Linked DNA regions of Homo sapiens: regions 1 and 2 are each linked to region 3. The links are chromatin loops, found by intact Hi-C in ENCODE. Cell type or tissue: endothelial cell of umbilical vein. All regions are shown on one strand.

Region 1 (5,000 bases), 360 kb after region 3:
GGTTGGGGGCTGACTTCCAGAGAAAACAGCTGCAACATCCCCAGATGCAGGTGGGCGGTGGTGTGGTCCCCTCGGAGTCCTAGCTGTGGATGCAGGTTTGCAGACCCTTGGAGAAAAGCAGCTTGGAGGCATCTGAGCGGCAGCACAGGCCTCCCTGAGGGCCAGAGCACCTGAGCCGAGGAGGCTGAGTCCTGGCCCCCACAAGAACAGCTCGTCATGGGCCCGCGGATGGCATGTGGGACGCTGCCCCATGGGTGCCCAGAGGAGGATTAGCCCAGCGGGGCCCCAAGCACCCACTCCCGTGGCCGCCGGGCCCCTGCGCCTGGCTCTCCACTCGGCGTCTGTGACTCAGACCTCCTGGCTGGACTTCCTGTCTTGGTCAATTTCACTTCCTAGTTCCTGCCTCCTGACTCTTCAGAACGAAACTCCTTCCTTAGAAATTAGAAGTGGGGTCGGGGAATCCAGACCACAGGGCATGGTGGCAGAATCTGCCATCTCCGCCCTGGCACAGAGTGTTGGGGGCGTGTGCCTGGATGTCAAGGGGGATACCCCAGCCTCTTTTGGGAGGGTTCGGGGCCCCCTGCAGAGCTAAACGCACAGCCCCCTCTTCCTTTGCAAGCTCCTTACCAGGGACCCAGACGGGTGGCAGAGATGCCCAGGGTGCTCAGCAGGCCCCGGACACCTGCCGATGAGCAGTGGGACGAGGGAGCTAATTTCAGAGGCGGTGAAAGCTATGAAGATGATCAAACCCTGGGATGGCAGGGCGACGGGGGGGGGTCACTTTGGAGGGGCGGGCAAGGAAGGCTTCTCTGAGGAGCCATCACTTGAGCCAAGACCAGAGGGAAGACAAGGCACATCTGTGAGAAAACCCGTGGAGGCAGCAGGAGCAGCTGGTGCAAAGGCCCTGGGGCACACACGAGTGACCCAGAGAGAGGCTGGGCGGGTTCATGGAGCTGGCTCCTAAGGGTCACCTGGGCCGTGCTAGGGCCTTTGGATTTTATTCCAAGAGCTTCATGTGGTCACTGGAAGATTTTAAGCAGAGGAGTGATTTCACGGGGTTGGCATCCTTAAAAGTGCACTGAGACCTCCCCTGCAGAGGGCAGAGGGCAGGACTCAGGTGGAGAGGCCCAGATCCCTGATGTGGTTGAGGTTTGTTGCCCTCCCCTGGCATCGTGCCCCAGGACGAGGGCTGGGGGTGCAGGGACATTCCAGAGACGCCTTCTGCTCCCCAGATTTTTAGGGGGCAGGATGGAAGGGCTGGGAGTTAAAGGGAAAAGCAGGTTAATGATCCCAGAGTCAGGGAAGTCGGTCGTGACCTGAATCTAGGATCCAAAGTTCAGCTCAGTTAACTTTCAACCTTCTGGGTGGCTCCCCGGCATTTCCCACAGTGTTCCTTCACGGCTGCAGGGGCTCTCGGAGGAGGACGAAAGGGGCAGCTGTGGTCCCGAGACCCCCCCAGCAGCAGAGGGCTCTTTGGGGACCCCAAATCCCCAAACCCTTCCCCCTCCCCTAAATGGTTGGCGGTCTCATGTGCACCCTGCAAAGGCTCCTCAAATCCCGGGATCCCTCCGGAATGCGAGGCTAGCCCTGCCCACCCACAGTCCCCGACAGAGGGCTCGGTCAGCCTCGGCAGCATCAGGCCAGGCAGGGGGCAGAGCTCAGGTGGAACTGACACGGAGGGTGGGGGGACGGGCGGCGGGGGATGATGGCGGAAGAAGCTGTTTGCTCCCTGTCTGCCGGGGGTGGAGAAGCTCTGTTTTTCTGGAACCCTCATCTGTTCTTACCACTGCTGACGCCGCCACCGCCGCGGATGGGGAGAGAGGGAGGGGGAGCCAGTGCCAAGTTGGCCCGCCCCTTGTGAACCTGGGCCTCTGCCACGCTCCCCCGCCCGCCTGCCCGCCCGCCGCGAGCCTCCGTCTGGAGGTCACATTCAGTCCTGCCGCGTCTCGCTGGGTCAGGCAGCAAGAAGATCAGAGCTGAGCCCGGCTGCGGGGGACACGGCTGCCCTGCTGGGCCTGGGTCCTTGGATTTTGCCCGGCCCGGGGGTCTGTGGGCTCTGGCCGGCATTGCTCGCTGAGCGTCCGCACTGGGCACATTGGTGCTGGAGGAGCTCGGCACGCTGCGCCCCGGTGATACCTGGCCCAGGGGCATCCCACACGCACCACTGACAACTTCCCGCCACCCACCACCCTCGGGGAAGGGCACCTCGCGCGCCCACAGCGGCTTGGGGACGGCGTCAGAGGTGGCAGCGGCCGCTGGAGGAGCCCCGGGCCACCACAGGCAGGCGGACTTGTGAGGAGCTGCCTCCCGCCCGCCCCTCTCGAGCCAGCCTCCGCCCGCCGCGTCCCTCCCTCCCTCGCTCCCTCCCTCCCTCCCTCCCTCCCTCCCTCACCGTGGGACGGAGAAGGATGTGAGGCTGAGCTGAGCCGCCAGCAGACGCCAACCAGCAGCCTCGCAGAGCCGACCGCGGCCGCCCAGCCTGCCGGCCCACTTCGGCCCGCTCCCTGGGGCATCTTCCCAGCCCTATGTTTCCGGAAAACTTGGCCGAGGGGGAGACGCGAATGAGAGGATGTGAGTGAGTGGTCCTGGGGAGGGGATGGGGGACTGCGGGTGCAGGGACAGGGACCGCAACGTGGCCATCTGGGATTTGAGGCTGGGCAGCTGGGGAGTCGGAGTTCTGGGCCCCTGGAGTGGATGGGGGTCCCAGCCCATCCTTTCCCCCATGCCCTCTCCTCTCTCTCCCTGCTGGGCTGAAGCTCTCCTGGAAGCAGGGGTGGGACCTGGATCTGTGCCTGGGAAGGTCTGTGATGCTGTGTGCACAGGGGGTCTCTCCAAGTGGACGGGGGCTTCAAGCTGGGTCTGGCGGGGTGGTCTCCAAGGCACGGTAGGGTAGAAAGTCTTTCTCTCCGTGCCTGGCAGCCTCTGCCTGGGCTTCCCAGAACAGGAACCAGAGGAAGCCAGTGCCAGCCTGCCCCTACCCCGCAGCCCTGGCCGGCACTAATGGGACACCCACTCTGGCTCCTCACACGGCAGTTAAGGAAACTGAGGCCGGAGAGCAGAAGGGCTGGCCAAGACTGCTAGCGAGCTCTGGCCAGGCGCCTGGATGACTCTGCCCAGCTCCTTTGGGAGCCGTATGTTTTCAGGAAGGGCTGGGTGACCCCCACCCCCACCTCCATCCCCTCTCCTCTGCCCTCAACCCACTCCCACTGCCCCCATGATCGGAGTTAATTAGGGTCCCCAGCCCCCAGCCAGGCTCCTAGCTACCTCCTTATTTATTGACTGAGTTTGGAAATGTCAACCTCCCCAGTGTTGTTGGGCCACCCTCACCCCACCCCCTGAGCTCTCCATGCCCACCCCACCCAGCAGGCCCAGATGGGAGACCCGCCCCCTCTCGCCCTCTCCCACCCGGGTGCCGGGTCTGTGATCCCTCTGGCCCGGTGTGTTTGCCTGGGCTCTCTTGGCCCCGGCTGGGGAAATATAAATAAACGCGCGGCCCTGTCCGCCAGGTTCTGGAAGTGGCAGCTGCTGCTGGCGCGGGCGGAGGGAAAGGTCAGGGGCCGGGTGCCACTTGATCCCACGCCCCGGCCCTCCCCTTCTGCGCCTGTCCTTGAGGAACCCTGAGGAGCGGGCTGTGAGGCCACGTGGCTCCCAGGGCCACGGCAGGCGAACAGGTGGCCTGTCAGTCAGTGCCACCCCCACGCCACGGGGGCCAGAGGACCCGGAGGGCAGGAAGTCTGGGGCCCCACGCCCGCGTTGCCCCCCTTGGCTGGTCCTCTAAGCTTGGGTGAGTTGGCGGGACCCTCTGAACCGAGATTTCCCCCTCCTGGGGATGGGAAAATGGTCACAGCCATGACAGCAAGGATGAGACGGAACCAAGTCTTTGAAGGGCTTTGCAAACTCTGTGTGTCAGTTAGCCGTGCCACGGGCTGATGTGTTGATGTTTCTGCTGCTGTTGTTTTATTTGCATTAGAGCCTTGTGTGTAGCAGGCAGGCAGCCAGCACGTGGGTGGGTGGGTGGGTGGATGAATGAATGAATGAATGAATGAATGAATGAATGAAAATACCAACACAGACGGCTGCCCCTCAGCTCCCCAACCTCTGAACAATTTTAGCTGGAGCTTGGCTTGCAGCTTGATTTTATTCAAGGAAAATGGTTAAAACCTTCATTATGGGAAATCCTTCATTAAAGTCCTTACAAGTGGAGCTCCAGCTCAGAGAGGCTGCCATGTCCCGAGCTACGTGATTCAGCCTTGGGGCCTGCTGCCCTGGAGGGGCACCCTCTTGCCGCACAGACCCCTAGGTCAGGAGCACTCCCTGTCTCTCCCACAGCCCTGGGAAAGTGGGCAGGCCCTACCTGCATGGACTGGCTGGGCCACACAAGGTCACGCCGCTGGAGACACAGGCATAAATATAGAGCTGCCTGGCCTGTGCCTGTGTGTGCCGCAGCTCGCCGGGCAGACAGGCCGAGACCGGGGGCTTGGCTTCCCAGGCACTGCCTCCGGTGCAGCAGGGGCTGTGTTTCTGCCGAGCCTGGTGTTTGTGGCCTTGAAACTAGAACCTGGGGGGCGGCATGCTCTGGTTCTGGCCTGAGACCTAGTGATGGAGGGAGCTTTTTCTGCCGATTCCTGGAGGGTCTCTTCCCACAGCAGGAGGTCTGTGAGGCTGAGAGAACCTCCTGGTTGTGCGGGTTGGGGTTTGGGAGCAAATTCCAGCTGCGCAACCAAGCCTGGTGGGCCCCGAGTCCTGAGTGGGCCTTTAGGTGCCCTTAGGGAGTTTGGGCCCTGGAGGTGCCCCAGTTAACCTGGGCCTGGAGGCTCCTGGCCCCAGCTCATCCCCACCCTGACTTCCACCCTCCCATCCCCTGCTCACCACGTCCCTTCCTTTCGCTGGGCCGGTGTGGCCGGAAAACAACCCGTCTCCCGAGGCCTCGCCTGCAGCTGTGAGCGAGTGTCAGGGCTGGGTCACGTAGGCCAGGCCCTCCGCCCAGCAGGAGAGGTGGG
Region 2 (5,000 bases), 170 kb after region 3:
TTTTTTGAGACGAAGTCTCGCTCTGTCGCCCAGCCTGGAGTGCAGTGGCGCGATCTCTGCTCACTGCAAGCTCCGCCTCCCGGGTTCACGCCATTCTCCTGCCTCAGCCTCCCGAGTAGCTGGGACTACAGGCGCCCGCCACCACGCCTGGCTAATTTTTTGTATTTTTAGTAGAAACGGGGTTTCACCGTGTTAGCCAGGATGGTCTCGATCTCCTGACCTCGTGATCCGCCCCCTTCGGCCTCCCAAAGTGCTGGGATTACAGGCATGAGCCACCGCGCCCGGCAAGTCCCTTTGTCTTTCTGACCCTGAGTTCCCTCATTTCCGAAACAGAATCAACAACATCCACCATACAGAAGAAATAGGGAAATTGGACCGCATCAAAATTAAAAACTCATGTGTATCCAAGAAAGTGAGAAGATGGCTTACAGAGGCCTCATGGCGCGGCCTGGAGCCTGGCGAGGACTCTCCTGCCCTGTCCCTGCGTCCCCTGATGCGCCAATGGCCTGGCCTTCTCTAGCCCCTCTCAGGGCCCACCACTGGCCCATGTCCTCCCTGGAGTGACCGAAGCCCCCTCCCCAGACCCCCACCCCCACCCTGGCTCCAGGTTCTGGGCCTGATTGTCAGGAAGGATGGAGCTGCCCTCCCCTGAGACAGGGAAGGCCGTGAGGGGGCAGAGGTGGTTTGGGTCATGGTGAGTTCACATCACCTGTTGACCAGACAAGGCAAGTGGGCCTGTCCGTGGTTGGATCTGGAGTCTGGAGTTCCCGAGAGGAGCCCGGGCTGCAACTGGGGTTCTAAAGTCATCCATCCCCTTGACTTAAGCTCCAGGATGGATGCAGACATGGACGGACGCCTGTGCACAGACAGGAGTCTGGAAGAGCACCTGAGCCCTGGGGGTGCCACCTTTCGAGGGTGGGAAGATGCCCAAGAAGCAGGCAGAGAGGCTGAGAGGGAGCCCAGGGAGATGGGAGGGAAATCTGAGTTCATGCCTCCAGCTCCAGCTGTGCATTCATCCAAGCTGGGCGCAGCAGGATCCCCAGGCCCCCACAGCAGCTCCCCAGGGCAGGATCCACATCAGGCCTCGGTCACCCCTCCCCATTTAGCCTTCGGGGCAGTCTCTCTCCCCTGTCCCTGAGGGAGACTCACTTGGCTTCCTGTCTGTCCTCTGGCACCTTCTACACGCCTCTTCCACTTCCTGCAAAATCCTGAAAGGACGGAAGGAGGTCATGGGCCCTGGCAGGGTGAGGAAGGGAGCTGTACCCAGGGCCTGGGGCCCAGACTTAGGGACAAGGGATGGCAGCCACAGCAGCAGCAGCACCAGCCTGGAACTTCCCTCTTTACCCTGTGGGCAGGGCCAGGCCAGAGGGCTTGGGATGGGGAGGGCAGAGCGCGATGTTCCCTCCTGCTATGTCGGCTGCCCAGTCTCCTGCCACCTTTGGAAACGCCAGAAGCTTACTGGGGCCAGGAATGCTGGACAGGGGCCGCTGTGATCAGCGAAAGACCCAGCGTGGCCAGATCCTGATTTCTGCAAAAGAAGCCTCCTTCCTTCCTCCCTCCCTCCCTCCTACCTCCTTCTACTTTCCCTTCCTTTCCCTTCTCCTTCCTTCCTTCCCTTCCCTTCTCCTTCCTTCCTTCCTTCTTCCCTCCCTCCTTCCTCCCTCCCTCTTTCCCTCCCTCCTACCTCCTTCTCCTGCCTGCCTGCCTTCCTTCCTTCCTTCCTTCCTTTTAAATTGTGGTAAATATACATAATATAAAATCAGCCATTTTACCATTTTAAAGTATTCTGTTCGCTGACGTTAGGTACCTTCACGATGCCACGCAAACACCACCGCTATCTAGTTCCAGAACACTGTCACTTCCCCAAAATCCCCTCATGCCCATGAACAGTCACTCCCTCATCCCCAGCCGCTGGTAGCCGTGAATCTCCTTTCTGTCTCTATGGGTTCACCTATTCTGCACATTTCATGTACATGGAATCATGCGGGGTGTGGCCTTTGTGTTTGGCTGGACTCCAATTTGTGTATCCATTCATTCTTCCATGGACATTTCCCGTCCGCCATGGTGAATAATGCTGCCATGATCCTTGAGGTATGAGTAATTGTTTGAGGCCCTGCTATCAGTTCTCTTGGATATATACCCCGGAGGAGTGGAGTTCCTGGATATGATGATTCTATGTTTCAATTTTCAAAGAGCAGCCACACTTATTCCCACAGTGGCTGTACCATTTTACAATCCCACCAGAAATGCACAAAGGTTCCAGTTTCTCCACATCTTCACCAACACTTGTTATTTTCCCTTTTTAAAAAGAATTAAGCTGGGTGCGGTGGCTCACGCCTGTAACCCCAGCACTTTGGGAAGCTAAGGGTGGGCAGATCACAAGGTCAAGAGATTGAGACCATCCTGGCCAACATGGTGAAACCCCGTCTCTACTGAAAATACAAAAATTAGCTGGGCATGGTGGCGCATGCCTGTAGTCCCAGCTACTCGGGAGGCTGAGGCAGAAGACTCTCTTGAACCTGGGAGGCAGAGGTTGCAGTGAGCCGAGATCACACCATTGCACTCCAACCTGGCGACAGATCGAGACTCCTTCTCAAATAAATAAATAAATAAAAAGAATTAAAGCCTTCCTAGTGGGCATGAGGTGCTATCTCATCGGGGTTTTGATTCGCATTTCTCTAATAACTAATGCAGCTGGACATCTTTTTGTGTGCTTCTTGGCCATCAGTATGTGGGAGAGGCCATATATGTTCACCTACTATAGCCTGATGTTTAAATCCTCATGTGGGGCGCATGAACCCATCCATGAGCTGAACCTTGGGGCCCACCAGACCTGGGTTCAGATCCTATTTGCTTCCTCCACTCCTGCTCTGGGTAACTCAGGCCACGCTGCTCTATTTTCCTGAGTCTCTGTTTCCTCACTGTTGATGGCGGCTGACAGGACAGGGCTGAGAGAGCTTCCTTGTGTCAAGCACTTAGCCCAGCACCAACTCATAGTGAGCACTTCCAAACTATTGTTGTTCTTGGCACATCCTTCCTGGGCCACCTATGGGAACTCCCCATTGACACTGAGCAGAGGGCTCACTTGAGTCTTCCCCCAACCAGCCTTTAGGACGGAGTTCTTGGAATGAGGTCATTGTGAGCAGATTTTCCTTTTGGTGTGGAGGGAAACTACCGAAAGTCTTCTACAGTCCAGGCAATGGAAGGAGAATTCATACTGTGGGCCCTGCCCTCGGAGAAAGATCCTAGGAAAGATAATGACAGCTGAGCTTTGTTGACAGCTCGGCTTTGCACACACTGGGCTTTGCACACATTGACTCATTTTATTCTCACCACAACCCCATGAACCAGGTCCTGCTACTATACCCATTTTACAGATAAGGAAACTGAAGCCCAGAGAGCTACTCATAGGGAATATGGCAGAGCTAGGATTTGAACCCAGGCCATTTACTGCCCAAGTGATTATTCCCTTCTTTCTTGCTGTGGGAACCCTGATTTCAGTGAGAGACCTGTGCCTCTCCAGGGGACTCAGGAAATCGGGACACATCTTTAGCTCTAGGGGACTATCCAGATTGGTCCCAGGCCAGTGATTCTGTTTCCTTTGCCAGAGACTAATCAAGCTGTGGGCATGGGACCCAATCCTGGCCAATGAGATATGAGTAAAGGGCTGCAGTGGGCTTTGGGGAAAGGGCTCTTGTTCTTCCTGCACTGAATGTTGTGCCTGGATATATTAGCTGGAGCAGTGGCAGCTATTTTGTGGTCATGAGGAAATTTGGGATGAGAACCAATCTGAGGGGAGGAAACCAGAAAGATGGAAAGAACCGGGAGATCCCTGACAATGGCACTCAATCTAACCAAACCCAGAACCACCCTTCCTCCTAATTTCTTGCTATGTGAAATGATAAATGACCTCATTGCTTACGTTGATTTGAGCTGAGGTTTCTGTGACTTGCCTCATAATGGATGTGATTGAGTGACTATGAGCGTTGTGCAGACAGGGAAGTTCTCCTGGCTTGGTGACCACTGTATCCCTGGTGCCTGGAACATTACCTGGTACATAATAGGTGCTCAATTAAGATGAACTGATGAGGCAGTGGCTGGAGCCCCCAAATGCAGGTTCAGACAATACGCATGGGAAAAGCGGGAATCCTGAAATGACGGCAACTGCAGGCTTTGAAGTTGGACAGACTGGGTTCGAAGCCAACGCTCCCCTCTTGAGTCAGGTGATCTCAAGCTTTCCCTCTGGCTTCTCACCTTTGTTTTTCTTATGCATGAGACGGATCTGCTGGGTGGAATAATAGCTCCAGAGATGTCCCCATCCTAATTTCTAGAATCTGTGAATCTGCTACCTTACATGGCAAAGGGGCTTTGCAGAGGTGATTAAGTAAAGGATTTTGAGATGGGAGATGATCCTGGATTATCCGGGTGGGCCCAGTGTAATCACAAGCTTCCTTGTGAGAGGGAGTCAGGAGGTCAGAGTTGGGGAGGAGATGCAGCGATGGAAGAAGAGATTGGAGTGAGGCGAGGCCACCAGCCTCTGGCAGCTGGAAAAGGTGAGGAAATAGATTCTCCCTCAGATCCTCCAAGAGGAACACAGCCCTGCTGGCACCTTGATTCCATCTCTCCAGGAGCCACTTCAGACTGCTGACTTCCAGAACTGTAAGGTAATGAATCTGTACTGTTTTCAGCCACCACGTTTGGCTTAATTCATTACAGCAGCGACAGGAGAGTAATACCATGGGGCTGATAATCGTGTCTCCTTCCAAAGGTTCTTGCAGATTCCAGAAGTCTGAGCATGAACTGGGCAGGTTGGAATAGCCCAGGCAGCCTTTGCAGTGATTAGCCAGTCTCAGCACCAGTTCTGCCTTTGCCAGGAAGTCTTCCCGGGTTTCTCCTGGCCCACGCCCACACCTCCCCTTGTGGCTGACATCTATATGGCCTGGCACTGTGCTAAGGCTTTACACCCAGGATCCCATTTAATTCTAACGGCCACCCCGTGA
Region 3 (5,000 bases):
AGCTGTGCTAACTCCAGGTGGATTGTTCATTCATCCAGCCCATTTTTACCAAGCACCTACCATGTGCCTGTAATTGTGCTAGAAACTGAGGTAATTCAACGGAAAAGTTCCTTCTGTGAGCAACCTGTTAGAAGAGAGAACTCCTTTTTTCCTAGAGTTTCAGCAGAAGTCTGAGGTTTGGGTCCCATCAGCCTGGTGTGGGTCACCTGCCTGCTCTGAGCTAGTCATGGCTGCAAAAGAATGTGAAGCTCTGATTGACCAGGGTAGGTCACGTGTTCATGCTCCTCCCTGTAACTGGGAGAAGGGATGACCCCATCGGAACCAGACAGACTGAGAGCGGAGGAGAGATGGTTTTCCCAGAGAAAAAGGGGTGCTATTAAACCCCAAGAAGGGGAAATAGGTGCTGGGCCGATAAAAAAGAACAATGTATACTCCAGAGCTCCGGGGCCCTAATAAAGACCCCTGCAGCTCTCTGCTCCTTAGTGAATCCCCCCAAGGTCCAGGGCTGCTCCAACCCCCAAGGTCCAGGGCTGTGCCAACCTCCCCTGCCTCCGACACTCCTCGTGGGCGCTCTGCCTGGCTCTCGGAAGATCAGATGTGATTTATTCCTGGCATCTGTGCCGCCGCTTGCCGTGAGGTGCTTTGCAGCAGAACAATAAGTTACAGGGCCATTTATCTTGTTGGCGGCTTCGGATAAAATGAGCAGTCTGTGCAGACAGGGCCTTTAACGAACATGATCAGGGCTGTTCATTTAGAAACCAGGAGGCCTTGACATTGGCTTTAATTGAAGTGGTTAGCAGTAAGGGGCTTGGCTGGGTTTGTTCAGAATGGAGGGTTGCAGCAAAGGGCAGACCTGTCTTTGAGTCTTGTCTGTGCCTCTACTCTGTGTTTGACTTTGGGTAACCTTGGTGATCTCTTCCACACTTTGTTTCCTCACCTGTGAAACGGAGATGTATCAGTCAGTATCGGCTCAGTTGTGTTGCAGTAACAAACAACTCCAAAATCTCATGGTTTTCTAACAACCAACGTTTGTCTCTCACCCGTGCTATGTGTCTGCTGTGTGTTGGCAATGGGCTCTGTGCCATGTCTTCTCACTCTGGGATGCAGAGGGGGCCTCTGCCATGTGGAGCATCATCGGGCTTGAGGCAGGCTGTGCACTGCTTCTTAGAGCTTCTTCTTAGATGCAACTTACATCACTTCTGCTGACATCTCATTGGCCCAGGCAAGCCACACGGCCATGCCTGACTTCTGGTGGGGGACGGGCATAGAGATGAGAAATCCTGCCTGTGACTGTTAGCAGGAAAGCTGGAGAATTATTATTTATTAGAGAGAGCAGTTCTGCTGAGCCATCGTAGAGTCAGGGTTTTTTTTTTTTTTTCCTTGTCCCTCCTGGGGCTGCTAATCATCTGAGCCGAATCCATTCTGTTTTTCGCTGCCAGATTAATCATTTTCCTTGTGCCTCTGCCACATCACTCCATCTGCTGTGAACTTGAGTGCCTGCTGCAGGGCATTGAAGCTGGTCAGCCTGGCACTCAAAGAACCCCTGGGCTGGCACCTCTCAAGATAGTCAAAGCTGAGTCAGAGAGGGCAGAGACTAGGTATTTCTCACTCCCCACTTCGTCTCCAGCTTCCAGAACTGGCATACAGTAGGTGCTCAGTAATTATTTGGTGCCTGGCATACAGTAGGTGCTCAGTAATTATTTGGTGCCTGGCATACAGTAGGTGCTCGGTAATTATTTGTGGCAACTATGAAATGACTTGCCCAAGCCCACATGCCAGGTTGTAAGCCAGACAGGGCTCACGGCAAAGTGCTCACTATTGACAAGGCTCAGTGCAGCCGCCCCGCGGCCACGGTGTTTTCTGGCAGTCGGCGCTCGCTGTGCCCCAGGCCTCAGGAGCCGGCTGTCTTGTATGCATCAGTCCCTGGGGGTCCTTCAAACCACCCCCCAAGGAAGGCACTGTGGTAAGCAGGTTCTTTACTGAGATAGTCATCTGTGTTTATTCACCCTGTGATTTCCCTCCCTCAATTCCAAGGCAACATCCAGCCCTTTCCTCGATATTTGTTTTTCTGGGCAGAGATGAGAAGCCTCTGGAAGATAGTCCATCTATACTGGCCTTTTGTGAAAACTCGATGTATTAGTCAGGGTATAGATTCAGCTGCTGTAACAAAGAAACTCCAGGCTGGGCACGGTGGCTCATGTCTGTAATCTCAGTGCTTTGGGAGGTTGAGGTAGGAGGATCACTAGAGGCCAGGAGTTTGAAACCAGCCTGGGCAACATAGTGAGACCCTGTCTCTACAAAAAATACAAAAAAAATTTAGCTGGACGTGGGCATGGTGGCACACACCAGCAGTCCCAGCTACTTGGGAGGCTGAGGCAGGAGGTCAAGGTGGCAGTGAGCTATGATAGAGCCATTGAACTCCAGCCTGGGCGACAGAGCAAGACCTTGTCTCAAAAACAAACAAAACAAAACAAAAAGAGAGAGAGAAAGAAGAGAAACTCCAATGCAACATTGGCTAAAGCAAGAGAGAAGCTTGTTTCTCTCTACTGTAAGAGGGCTGACGGAGGCGGGCCGTCAGGACGGCCAGGAGCTTTGCCTTACAGTAATTGGGGCCCAGCCCCTTCCATCCTGTCGTCCATCCCGCCTGGATATGGTCCTCATGGCGTGGTTGAAGCAGTGTTAAAACCAGACCCACATTCCAGCTCTCAGAAAGGGGGAGAGGGAGAAGCCCGTGAAGCAGGTGTGGACACTTCCATTCACATTCCAGCAGAAGCAAGGGAAGGGGGAGCGAGGTCTCCGGGTCTCAGGCTTTGTGGCCGTGTGCCCAGCCAGTTTTACTCCCACAGAACAGGAGAACTACACGTTGGTCACACCTGAGCTTGCGAGGAAAGCTGTTGCTGGTTCTGGAGGGAAATGGAGAGAGGGAGCGAGATTTTCGTGTGCTGGGAGCAGGTAGTGAGGCAGGCCTGGTGACCTGGTTCTGCCGCAATGCTCTGGAGGTGAGGGGTCTAGAATTTGTGTCCTGCACCAGGAAGAGGGCGCCCTAAGCCAAGAGTTCCAGGACAGACAAGGCCCGCCCCCTTCACCCCAGAAAGGACCACTTCACAGTCCCCATTCCCCATCCCAGGTCTCTCCAGGGTGCCCAGGGGAACCAGTGACTGGAGGGACCTCATGGACATTTGGTCTTTGATCCGACCCAGCATGGAGGAGCCCCAATCCTGAGACTGAATCTTCCTTCATCCTGGGAGGATGGGGTTTGGAATCAGCCCCCAGTCAATTGGAAAGAAATAAAAATCAGTTATATCTTGCAGATCGGGGTTTGCGGCCTGACATGTATGCATGTTGCCTTGATATCCCTCTTATATTAAGTGAGGAGACTGGAGCTCAGAGAGGTCAGGTCACTGCCCTGTGGTCACAGAGCAAGTTCACAGTAAAACTGGCATCGGGAACCAGGTTGGCGGTTTGTAGACCCGCATACACTGTGGCTATGCTATTCCTCTCTGCTGGGAACCAGGTTGGCGGTTTGCAGACCCGCATACGCTGTGGCTGTGCTATTCCTCTCTGCTGGGAACCAGGTTGGTGGTTTGCAGACCCCGCATGCACTGTGGCTGTGCTTTTCCTCTCTGCTGGGAACCAGGTTGGCGGCTTGCAGACCTGCATGCGCTGTAGCTGTGCTTTTCCTCTCTGTGTGGGTGTGCAGGCACTTTTTGAAGTTTGGACACAGGGCAGGCAGGAGGCATTGGGGTGGTGGACGGTTCTGTGTACCTGAGGGCATAGGTGGCTGGGATTTGTTATGTAGGCTTGCCAGGGGTTCCAGAAATTTCAGCAGGCCACATTCTGGGAAACCTGTTGGAGGCTCTTGGTTACTTTCTAAACAAGTGTTTACCACTGGGCTGGGCTGGAAGCGGCTGGTGAATTATTCAAAGGCCATTGCCGGGGGGGATGTCCGTGGCTTCTGCCAAGCCCCCTCCCCGCCCCGCTGCCTGCAGTGTGCCTGTTTGGGGAACCGTCTCTCAGGCTCCAAGGGGAGTGACGGGAGTGAGCTGTAGGATGAGTGGCCAAGAGCTTAAGGCTGTTCTGCCACTTTTGGGCCAGGCCAGTTAATCCCCCTCTCTGAGTCTCAGTTTCCTCATCTCTAAAATGGACCCAAGAATACTAGTGCAGGGACAATTACATGAGAAAATAGGTCGCTATCTAGCCCAGTGCCGGGTGCAAGTAGCAAGTACTCAACATAATGCCAACATTTTCCAGTAAAGTGGAGCTTTCCTGTTCTTGAAGACTCAGTAATTTTTCTCTTTGGTGTGCGCCAAGGCAGAATTCTTGAACGTGCGTCCCAGGCGACATGACTAAGAATGTGTGCAGCAGCAGCATCTTCAAGCCTCAAAAGGAAACCCAGGCAGGCGCGGTGGCTCACGCCTGTGATCCCAGCATTTCAGGAGGCTTAGGTGGGAGGATCACTTGAGCTTAGGAGTACAACATCACCCTGGGCAACATGTCGAGACCCCATCTATACAAAAATTACACAAGTTAGCTGGGCATGGTGGTGTGTGCCTGTGGTCTCAGCTACACAGGAGCCTGAGGCAACAGGATCACCTGAGCCCAGGAGGCAGAGGCTGCAGTGAGCTGAGATCATACCACTGCTCTCCAGCCTGGGTGATGGGAGTGAAATCCTGTCCAAAAAAAAAAAAAAAAAAAAAAAGGGCCGGGAGCAGTGGTGCACACCTGCAATCCCAGCACTTAGAAGAGGCTGAGGTGGGTGGATCACCTGAGGTCAGGAGTTTGAGACCAGCCTGACTAACATGGTGAAACCCCCATCTCTACTAAAAAAAAAAAAAAAAAAAAAAAATTTAGTTGAGCGTGGTGGTGCATGCCTGTAATCCCAGCTACTTGGGGGCTGAGGCGGGAGAATCGCTTGAATCTGGGAGGCCGAGGTTGCAGTGAGCTGAGATCACACCATTGCACCCCAACCTGGGCAACAAGAGTGAAACACCATCTCAAAA

The links. Peaks named below come from ENCODE experiments on the same cell type or tissue, not always from the same donor. Only the 100,000 strongest peaks of a DNase experiment are listed, where the experiment ranks them.
Region 1: it touches region 3 in a loop (2.2-fold over the local background); 3 of 110 quality-filtered maps call a loop at or near these places.
Region 2: a loop joins it to region 3, with 2.2 times the contacts of the local background. A loop is called at or near these places in 4 of 110 quality-filtered maps.

What each region holds. Positions count from the first base shown.
Region 1 is chr12:124,386,256-124,391,255 of GRCh38, reverse strand. All of the region lies in intron 18 of NCOR2 (nuclear receptor corepressor 2), which reads left to right. Among named protein-coding and RNA genes, the nearest start is that of MIR6880, 52 kb to the right of the region's middle. RefSeq lists enhancers at 271-450, 4,181-4,915, 4,916-5,000 and a silencer at 1,900-1,969. In endothelial cell of umbilical vein, no CTCF peak of the experiment used is centred here; DNase peaks (open chromatin) are centred at 395 and 2,345; H3K4me3 peaks cover 2,551 bases; H3K27ac peaks cover 4,614 bases.
Region 2 is chr12:124,578,549-124,583,548 of GRCh38, reverse strand. No RefSeq gene overlaps it. Among named protein-coding and RNA genes, the nearest start is that of NCOR2, 13 kb to the right of the region's middle. In endothelial cell of umbilical vein, no CTCF peak of the experiment used is centred here; a DNase peak (open chromatin) is centred at 2,048.
Region 3 is chr12:124,749,017-124,754,016 of GRCh38, reverse strand. No RefSeq gene overlaps it. Among named protein-coding and RNA genes, the nearest start is that of SCARB1, 110 kb to the left of the region's middle. RefSeq lists enhancers at 3,420-3,940, 3,941-4,461. In endothelial cell of umbilical vein, a CTCF peak has its summit at 3,036; no DNase peak of the experiment used is centred here; H3K27me3 peaks cover 271 bases.